2 separate regions of the Homo sapiens genome follow, and region 2 is linked to region 1. The links are chromatin contacts, found by Hi-C or POLR2A ChIA-PET in ENCODE. All regions are on one chromosome and are shown on one strand. The core of a region is the stretch at or near the end of the contact, and the rest is flanking DNA. Distances in the headings are between cores, read along the strand shown. Region 1 overlaps WDFY2 (WD repeat and FYVE domain containing 2). Region 2 has its middle 48 kb from the start of INTS6-AS1.

Region 1 (4,028 bases), core at 854-3,353:
ACACGATAGGATAGCACTTTCCAGCCTCCTTAAATTTAGCCACGACCATGCGACTAACTTTGATGAAGAATAAGTGGAAGAAACGTGTGTCACTTCTGGGTGACAGAAGTCTTTAAAAGCCAGTGCAGGACCTGCCAAATCTTTTCCCCTATCATGGTGAGTGGAAATGCTCAAGTTGGTAGAGCCTCAGTTAGCCTATCACACAGAACTCTCAAGAATCAACGACCATGAGTGAGAAATAAATCTTTGGGTTAAAAGCCTCTGAGATTTAAGAGTTACCTGTTATTGCAATTTAACCTAGCCTATCCTGACTGATGCAGGTGAGTACTAGGTAATTGAAAAAAAGAAGACAGCATTTCTTTTCCAATATTCTAGAATTCAGATTGTTCATTATTCCAGACTTTCTCCCCGCCATATCATTTGCTCCCCAACCTCTCCCAGAAAACAAGTCATAAAAATCGCTATCTGAATTTTGGCATTATGAGAATCATGAATTTATACAGTATCTTATTTATTCACATTGAGACAGGGTCTTATTCTGTTGCCCAGGCTGGAGCGCAGTGATACAATCACAATTCACTGCAGCCTCGACCTCCTGGGTTCAAGCAATCCCCCCACCTCAGTCCGCCCAGTAGCTGGGACTAGGAACATGCACTACTGAGCTCGACTAATGTCTTTATAAAGATGAGGTCTCACTATGTTGATTAGGCTGGTCCCGAACTTCTGGGCTCAAGTGATCCTCCTGCCTGGGCCTCCCAAAGAGCTGGGATTACAGGCAAAAACCACCACATGTGGCCTGTTCTTTTATTTTCGAATATTCTGCTTTTTAAAAAGTCATTACTGGTTAAAAAATAGAAATCCATCCTTGCAAAACACACACACAGAATAATTCACCTAGCAAAAAATTCAAACCCCTAAGTATAAAAAGTAAAAAATAACCAAATCTCTTACCTTGATTCCTTTATATGCATACATAGATTTTTTTTAAAAGAAAGAGACATGGTGTCACAAAAAGAGTATACATATTACTTTGCAAAGTCGTTACTTAACAGCTTTCTAGTTAATAATTGTATTGTATGGTCATAACATAATTTATTTAACCATGTCCCTACTGATGGACATTTCAGCTTATTCCACATTTTTATTTAATTGCAATGCATGATTTATCCCAAGAAGTAAAATTTGTCCCAATAAGTGGGCCTGTTTAAACGGCCTTTGTTAAACAATCAAAGGGTGTGTATATTTCACATCGACAGGTACTGCCAAACTGTTCTTCAAAGTGATGGTATCAACAGTACTATCAAAATATATGAAAAGTGCCTTTTCTCCTTAGATCCTTATTATCTATTTTAAAAAATATTTACCAATCTGGGAATCAAAAAATGATGTTTCAGTGTTTTTTTTTTAATTTGCACTGATTTAATTATTTGTTTCCAACTTTATTTTTTACTATCTGTATGTTGTCTTTGGAGAAATATCTACCTGTCCATATTTTTTATTTTTTAATAGGGTTAGCTTTTTTATATTATTTGAGGCTTTTAATCTATTATGAATACTAAGACTTTTCAACTTGTGTTGCAAATATCCTCTCTAACTCTTCATTTATGAATGCTGGCTTTCAACATATGAATATGGTTAAATTAGTCACAATTTCCCATTATAATTTCTGGGTTTCAAGATAGTTTTTAAACTAATTCCAAGCTTAATAAATCAATTGAGAGAACACACCCACAAAGGATACAATTAACCCCGTGTTTTTACCTCTTTATGTGCACTCTGAGCTTACTTTATTCTTTTACATCAATGTGTATATGATCTCTCAGAGTGCTAAGGCACTCAAAGAACCCAGCAAAACACCCAGTGTAGATTTTCAATAAATGTTCATTTATTTCATTCCTCCTGAGTCCCATTAGTTTAGAGACAACAGACACATAATTCTTTTTAAAATATTTTCCAACAGAATTCCAATTGTGTTCAGGGTGACAACGTGCCCGGCCAAAACTACATTTCCCAGCCTTGTCTCCAGCTACGGGTGGCAATGTGACACAGTTTTGGTTAATGACATGTAAGCGGAAGTCACTGAACTGAGCTTCCAGGAAGCTCTTTGAAAGAGAACAGGCACAGCTGGTACGTGCCTTTTGCCATCTGCCCTTCTCCTCCTTCCTGCCTGGAAAGCAGATGCAATGCTGACTGGAGAGCAGCCATCGTGAGGCTTCAAAGGGACAAGATCACTAAGGATGGCTGAATGGAAAGGCAGCAGCACCATGGGTCTCTGATAGCATCTCTGAGCCACTGACCAACCCTAGAATGCCCACCTCTGGACTTCTTGGTATAAAAGGAAAATAACCGTTTACTTGTTTAAGACATTGTGAATGAGTCAGGTTTTCTGTTCGTTGCAGCAAAATCTAGAATCTAAACTATATATCAGGGTTCACTCAACATCTTCATATAAATTTTAAAACAACCCTTTCATTTTCATAGCTTGAGATAATCCCTTGAAGAACAGCTATGCTGGTTTGAAAGGCAAGTTCTCTATTCACAGATACACTTTTTTTTTTTTTTTTTTTTTTTTGGAGACCGAGTCTCGCACTGTCGCCCAGGCTGGGGTGCAGTGGCACGATCTTGGCTCACTGCAACCTCTGCCTCCCAGGTTCAAGCGATTCTCCTGCCTCAGCCTCCCAAGTAGTTGGGATTACAGGCGCCCACCACCAGGCCCAGCTAATTTTTTGTATTTTTAGTAGAAACGGGGTTTCACTATGTTAGCCAGGCTGGTCTCAAACTCCTGACCTCATGATCCACTCGCCTCAGCCTCCCAAAGTGCTGGGATTACAGGCATGATTACATGGGACGCCTGGCCTTATTCACAGACATACTTAATTTTAAAAGGAGAAATCAAATCATTAAACACTTCAAGTACAAAATTCAAGAACACCCTTAAGGAGAAGTCAGTAATCAGCAACATATGGTGTCACCTGTGCTAACTTGGTGTTAAATTACCCTTATCAGCACACCACATGGCTTGTTTTAGCTGTGACATAAAATTTAGGCATCTAAGACTTTTCCACGAAAAAAAAAATCACAGCTAAGAAGGAATTCTTAACAATTATACAAGACTGAGTATGTATTTTTGTCATTAATCCATTCCCAAGAATTTGGGCTCACTTGTAGCTTGAAATGAAGAATTAAGAAAATATTACAGAATGTGCCCAGGGAAAGACCCACCACTGTCCAAAATCATGTTCTTCAAAGTATTTCACTAGATAAGGAAGGAAATGCACAAGCTGATGGAACTATTTAACCACTCTACTACTGGAAAGAACAATCTCAAAATGTAGTCCTGTTTTAGTCCTCACTTTAGCTAGCCAGCCTCTCAGAACCGAAGAATGAGCAAAAGCCCCGCAAGAGGAGCAGATTGAGCCCTCGACAGAGGTCCTCTCCAGGATGGCAGTCATTTCAGCTTGGGAAAGAAGGGGAGATGGGGGGCATATGCTGTAAGCTCCAGGAGACTGGAGCTTTGTCATCTTTGCAGCTTCTTTTTTTTTATTTTTTAGAGACAGGGTCTCATTATGTCACCCAGGCTGGAGTGCAGTGGCTATGCACAGGCATGATGATCACACACTACAGCCTCAAACTCCTGGGCTTAAGTGATCCTCCCACCTCAGCCTTCCGGGTAGCTGGGACTACAGGCATGCACCACCGCACATGGCTGCAGCTTCTTCATGATCAGCCACCACGGCCTCCACCAAGAATAATTTTCTTTTCAAAAACACCTAACCCTCCCCCACCAAAGTGTCTTTCACATGGCATCAGATATTTTTAAATTGAATTTTTCAACTATGAATAAACTCCCTTACTCACATTGAACACTGTCCTGATTTGCCTCTGTAATAAGAAGAAATATACCACATGCTACTGATCACAATCTCTGCACCCTCTACCTGTAAGGGGGAGGAAGGTGGAGAAAGAATAGAGTAGAAAACAGAGAAGAAAGTCAACAAAGAAGGACAATGCACAGAACATAATGTATA
Region 2 (4,028 bases), core at 590-3,089, 110 kb after region 1:
TATCCTCCATTTTACAGGTGGGGAAACCGAGATACATACCAGTGTATTACCCTTCTGAAAAACAAGGCATTTTAAATTTGAAAGCACAACTGGCCTCATGGCTTTAGATAAGGGATTGTGGACCTATAATAACTAACTCGCTGGGTTGTGGTCTGGATTAAATGTGATGATGTATGTCAAGGCCCTGGCACATATTCAGTTCTCTATAAGGGGCAGTTATTACTATTAGAAGGAATAATTAATTTTAGTTGGTAAAATTTCTAAGGTGTCTTGGAGGATGCAGGATTATAAAGATCCTTGTGGCAAGACCACTCAAGACAAAGGAAATTGCTTCAGCCAAGTTAATTGTGTGATGGTGGAGGGTGTATTCTGGGAATGTGAAATAAGGAGATGGTACTGGATTTGAGGATTACAGAAGAGATGAGGCCAGAAAGCTTGGTTGGTGCTACAAATTGTGGATAGCTTGTTGACATGTAACACCAGGAGGCCTAAAAGCTTGGATCTATGGTTGTGGGGGAGCGGAGTTGAAATTTAATGAAGGTCGGACATGGGAATACAGAAAAAATAGAACGTTAGGAAGACTGGGAGGCTCAACCAGGATTTGGCAACCAATATTGGGTAGGGGAGGGTGAGAGGGGGATTCTGGAGCTGAAATGTTTCTGAGACTTCAAGTATGACTCACATCTAGCACAGTTATGACTTGAGATCCAGTGCTTCCATGAAGAAAAGGACTAGGCTTGTATGGAAGGATAAGTTCAATTCAGGATGTGCTGAGTCTGAGATGGATACAGAACAACTGATCAGAAATACAGGCCTGGGGCTGGGAGATGAGTCAGCTGGAGGCAGAAGGGGAGTTGTCCCCTAAAAGATCACAGTGAAACTACCCAAGTAGATGAGATCATTGAGAAAGTACATGTAGCATGAGGCAAATACTATCAATATTAGTAAGCATTACAGGGATGTGCATGTGCTTGGGGGACCTTGTAGTGGGAAGGGCATCATACAAAATTAAAACATCTGCACCTAAGTCCTTCCTGGGCTTTCATATGTATACTCTCATTAATCAATCTTTAACACATAACATTGTGAGGTAGAAAAAAGAGAGAAGAAGGGCAAGCGTTTGTGAAGGTTCATATTTTTGAGGTTAGGAAGAAGAGGAACTAGAAAAAGAAAGAAAGATCAAGTTTTTATAAAGTTGTAGTAAACCTCCAACAGCCAACTTATCATTGTCAGACAGAGATCCTGCCTCCAATATTCTTGAACCTTAAATGAAGATCAGGACTCATACCTAAGATGTGTGTAACAAGCTAAGGGGACATTTGAAAAGTGCCAAGTACAAGGCATAGATGACAAACACTAATCATGGATTGGGCTGGATTTGGTCCAGGAAGACTCAGAGGGAAAACATGTGGGCTGAGTCTTGAAGGACAGCAGGGCTTGGAGGAGTGGAGAGAGCAGAACAATGCAGACCAGGGGGACCCACAGCCCTAAAGGCCAAGAATTTCCTTCCTTCCTTCCTTCCTTCCTTCCTTCCTTCCTTCCTTCCTTCCTTCCTTCCTTCCTTCCTTCCTTTCCTTCCTTCCTTTCCTTCTTTCTCAGAGCCTCACTCTGTCACCCAGGCTGGAGTGCAGTGGTGCAATCTCGACTCACTGCAACCTCCGCCTCCCGGGTTCAAGCGATTCTCATACCTCAGCCTCCTGAGTAGCTGGGATTACAGGCATGCACCACCATGCCTGGCTAATTTTTGTTTTTTTAGTAGAGACGGGGTTTCACCATGTTGGCTGGGCTGGTCTCGAACTCCTGACCTCATGTGATCCGCCCACCTTGGCCTCCTAGGCTTGAGCCACTGTGTCCTGCCGAAGCCAAGAATTTTCTCTGACCTCATATTTACAACCAATGTGTACCAGAAAGTCTCATACAAACTCACAATGCTTACATACTTATGTGGTCATCAGATATGGCACAACAGTGGCTTTGATTTTCCTTTTATACAGGAGCACATTTCAGCTTTTCTTCCAGTTTCCTATTTATTTTAGTTCCAATGTTTAGTTAATACCTTTGATTTTTAAACATTAACTCTTCTAATGTCAGATTCTATGGCATTCTGAATTATTGACATTATGCCTGAAGATTTTAAAAGAACAACTAATTCTCAATTACTTCCAGTTTACTGGTCTGAATGTTGCTCCCCTCCACCTGCAACTTAGGAGGGACCTTGGAGCAAGGTCGTGTCCCAGATTGTTGAGGACGTTTGCTGCTCCTTGGCTTCCCAGCTCCTGTTCCTCTTTCTAAGAGCACTGTGAGTTGCTTGTTGGGAACTAATGGCTCCTCACTGTGGCAGTCCCAGTGGGACTGCTAGTTAAGGAAACTTGCTTCTTGCCAAGAGAGTTGGCCAATCAAATTTTATTCTAGACTAGTGTATCTTGAGCAGGGTAAGTCAAGGACTGTGTAAAAAAAAAAAAAAAAAAAAAAAAAAAAAGGACCAGGATTTCAACAATGATGCTCTGAAGAGATCATCAACCACTTTCTACCCCAGGGCTGCTCTTTCTGAGTCTCACTCTTCAGGTTGTTTTTTCATTCTGGGAGCTGTCCCACATCTTTCTCTTCTCTCTTAACTTAGCCAGGGTCAGTTTCCATTGTTTATAAAAACCAAAACAAAGCAAAACTCATTCACTGACCTGACCGGAAAACGTGATATTTTCAATTGTCTGCCAAAGTTCCCCCCACTGATGTGGAAAATCAAGAGTGATAAGGATGGTTAAAAGAGAATAATTGAGATATTGCGACAAATGATACTTTGTTGGTTTCTCTTTCAGTTACTTGAATCACTGTCGACACACTTGCTTGAAGAAGACACTGGAGAGCCATTCTGTCACCCAGGCAGGAGTGCATTCATGATAGGTAGCCTTACTATGCGGTTCTAGTCTGTACCCTGCTATCTTTTCCAGGGGATGGTTTGTGTAGAGCATGTAGAGTGGCTCCTGTGTTCTCTGGCTTCCTGGTTGAGTTTCGTCCTCCCTCTGCCTTGAGAGAGTAGGGTCTGGGTGTGAGTTCTCTTAGCTACCACCTTAAGAGGTTGCTTCAGTCTGTCTATGCCTAGTGGTGTGCTAGTAAATGTTTAACTGGCTTTCTGCAAAAAAAAAAAAAAAAGTTCTGGTTTACAGTATTTGCTGATTACCATGGTACCGTATTCCCACCATGACCGATTTTAGGCTACCAGTGTGACATCATTGAATACAAGTTGGGAAAAGATGCAGTCAGCTCTCATGTGTCCTATGAGGTGGCTCCAGCACATAGCTGTGTGTGTGTCTCCCAGCATGACTCCTCTCAAGGTGGCCCTGCACTCCACAATTCTTTCTCCTTCGAGCTCTAGGAACTTGCATGATCCCTTTGTGGTCTGCCTAATCCCTGCACATATCTTTGTAAATTGTCCCTTTGTAAGAAAACAAACTGTTCATACACATCCACTCACGTGTGCATGAGAAATTTCACAAATTACCCTAATTTGAAAGTGCCATCACATGGTGGTGGTAACTAGCCTCCAAGGTGGCCCCTAGTGATATCTTTCCTGGTACTCATGAACTTGTGTAGTCCTCTCCCATAATGTATCAGACTTGGTCAATGTGACCAGTAGAATATGGCAGAAGTGATGATGCGTTACTTCTGAGATTAGATCCTAAAAATCACTGCAGCTTCCTTCTTGTTCACATTCTCTCTCTCTCTCTCTCTCTCTATCTCCTCACCCCCTCTCTCTCCCCATTCCCTACCACCACCTCCCTGTCTCAGAGTCTCTCTGGAATTCTCACTTTGGGGAAGCCAGCTTCTGTGTCAAGCAGTCCCATGGAGAGACCCACATGGTAAGGAACTAAGGTCTGCAACAACCATGTGAGCGAGACTGAAAGCAGCTCCTCCAACCCTAGTCCGAACTTAGATGACTACAACACCTGCCAACAGGCTGACTGCAACCTCTTGAAAGACTGAGCCAGAACTAGGTAAGCTGCTCCCAGTTTCTTGACCTTTGAAGACAC

Evidence for each region. Hi-C counts contacts between places; a loop is a spot of excess contacts on that map. ChIA-PET counts read pairs that join two places held with the same protein, here RNA polymerase II (POLR2A). Pooled maps may share reads with other maps.
Region 2: a pooled map shows a loop between it and region 1 (2.9-fold over the local background). The contact joins two enhancer-like sites. A Hi-C loop is called at or near these places in 1 of 37 single-sample maps with no recorded cell type and 5 of 50 pooled maps. POLR2A ChIA-PET finds 5 or more read pairs at or near these places in 1 of 52 experiments (GM12878).

Annotation. Positions count from the first base shown.
Region 1 is chr13:51,612,731-51,616,758 of GRCh38, reverse strand. All of the region lies in intron 1 of WDFY2 (WD repeat and FYVE domain containing 2), which reads right to left. Among named protein-coding and RNA genes, the nearest start is that of WDFY2, 30 kb to the right of the region's middle. RefSeq lists enhancers at 2,194-2,283, 2,314-2,373. Within about 2 kb of position 2,103, at least 16 of the 41 ENCODE cell types and tissues checked have a DNase peak (open chromatin) inside an H3K27ac peak, as active enhancers do.
Region 2 is chr13:51,499,207-51,503,234 of GRCh38, reverse strand. No RefSeq gene overlaps it. Among named protein-coding and RNA genes, the nearest start is that of INTS6-AS1, 48 kb to the right of the region's middle. RefSeq lists an enhancer at 586-735. Within about 2 kb of position 1,839, at least 3 of the 41 ENCODE cell types and tissues checked have a DNase peak (open chromatin) inside an H3K27ac peak, as active enhancers do.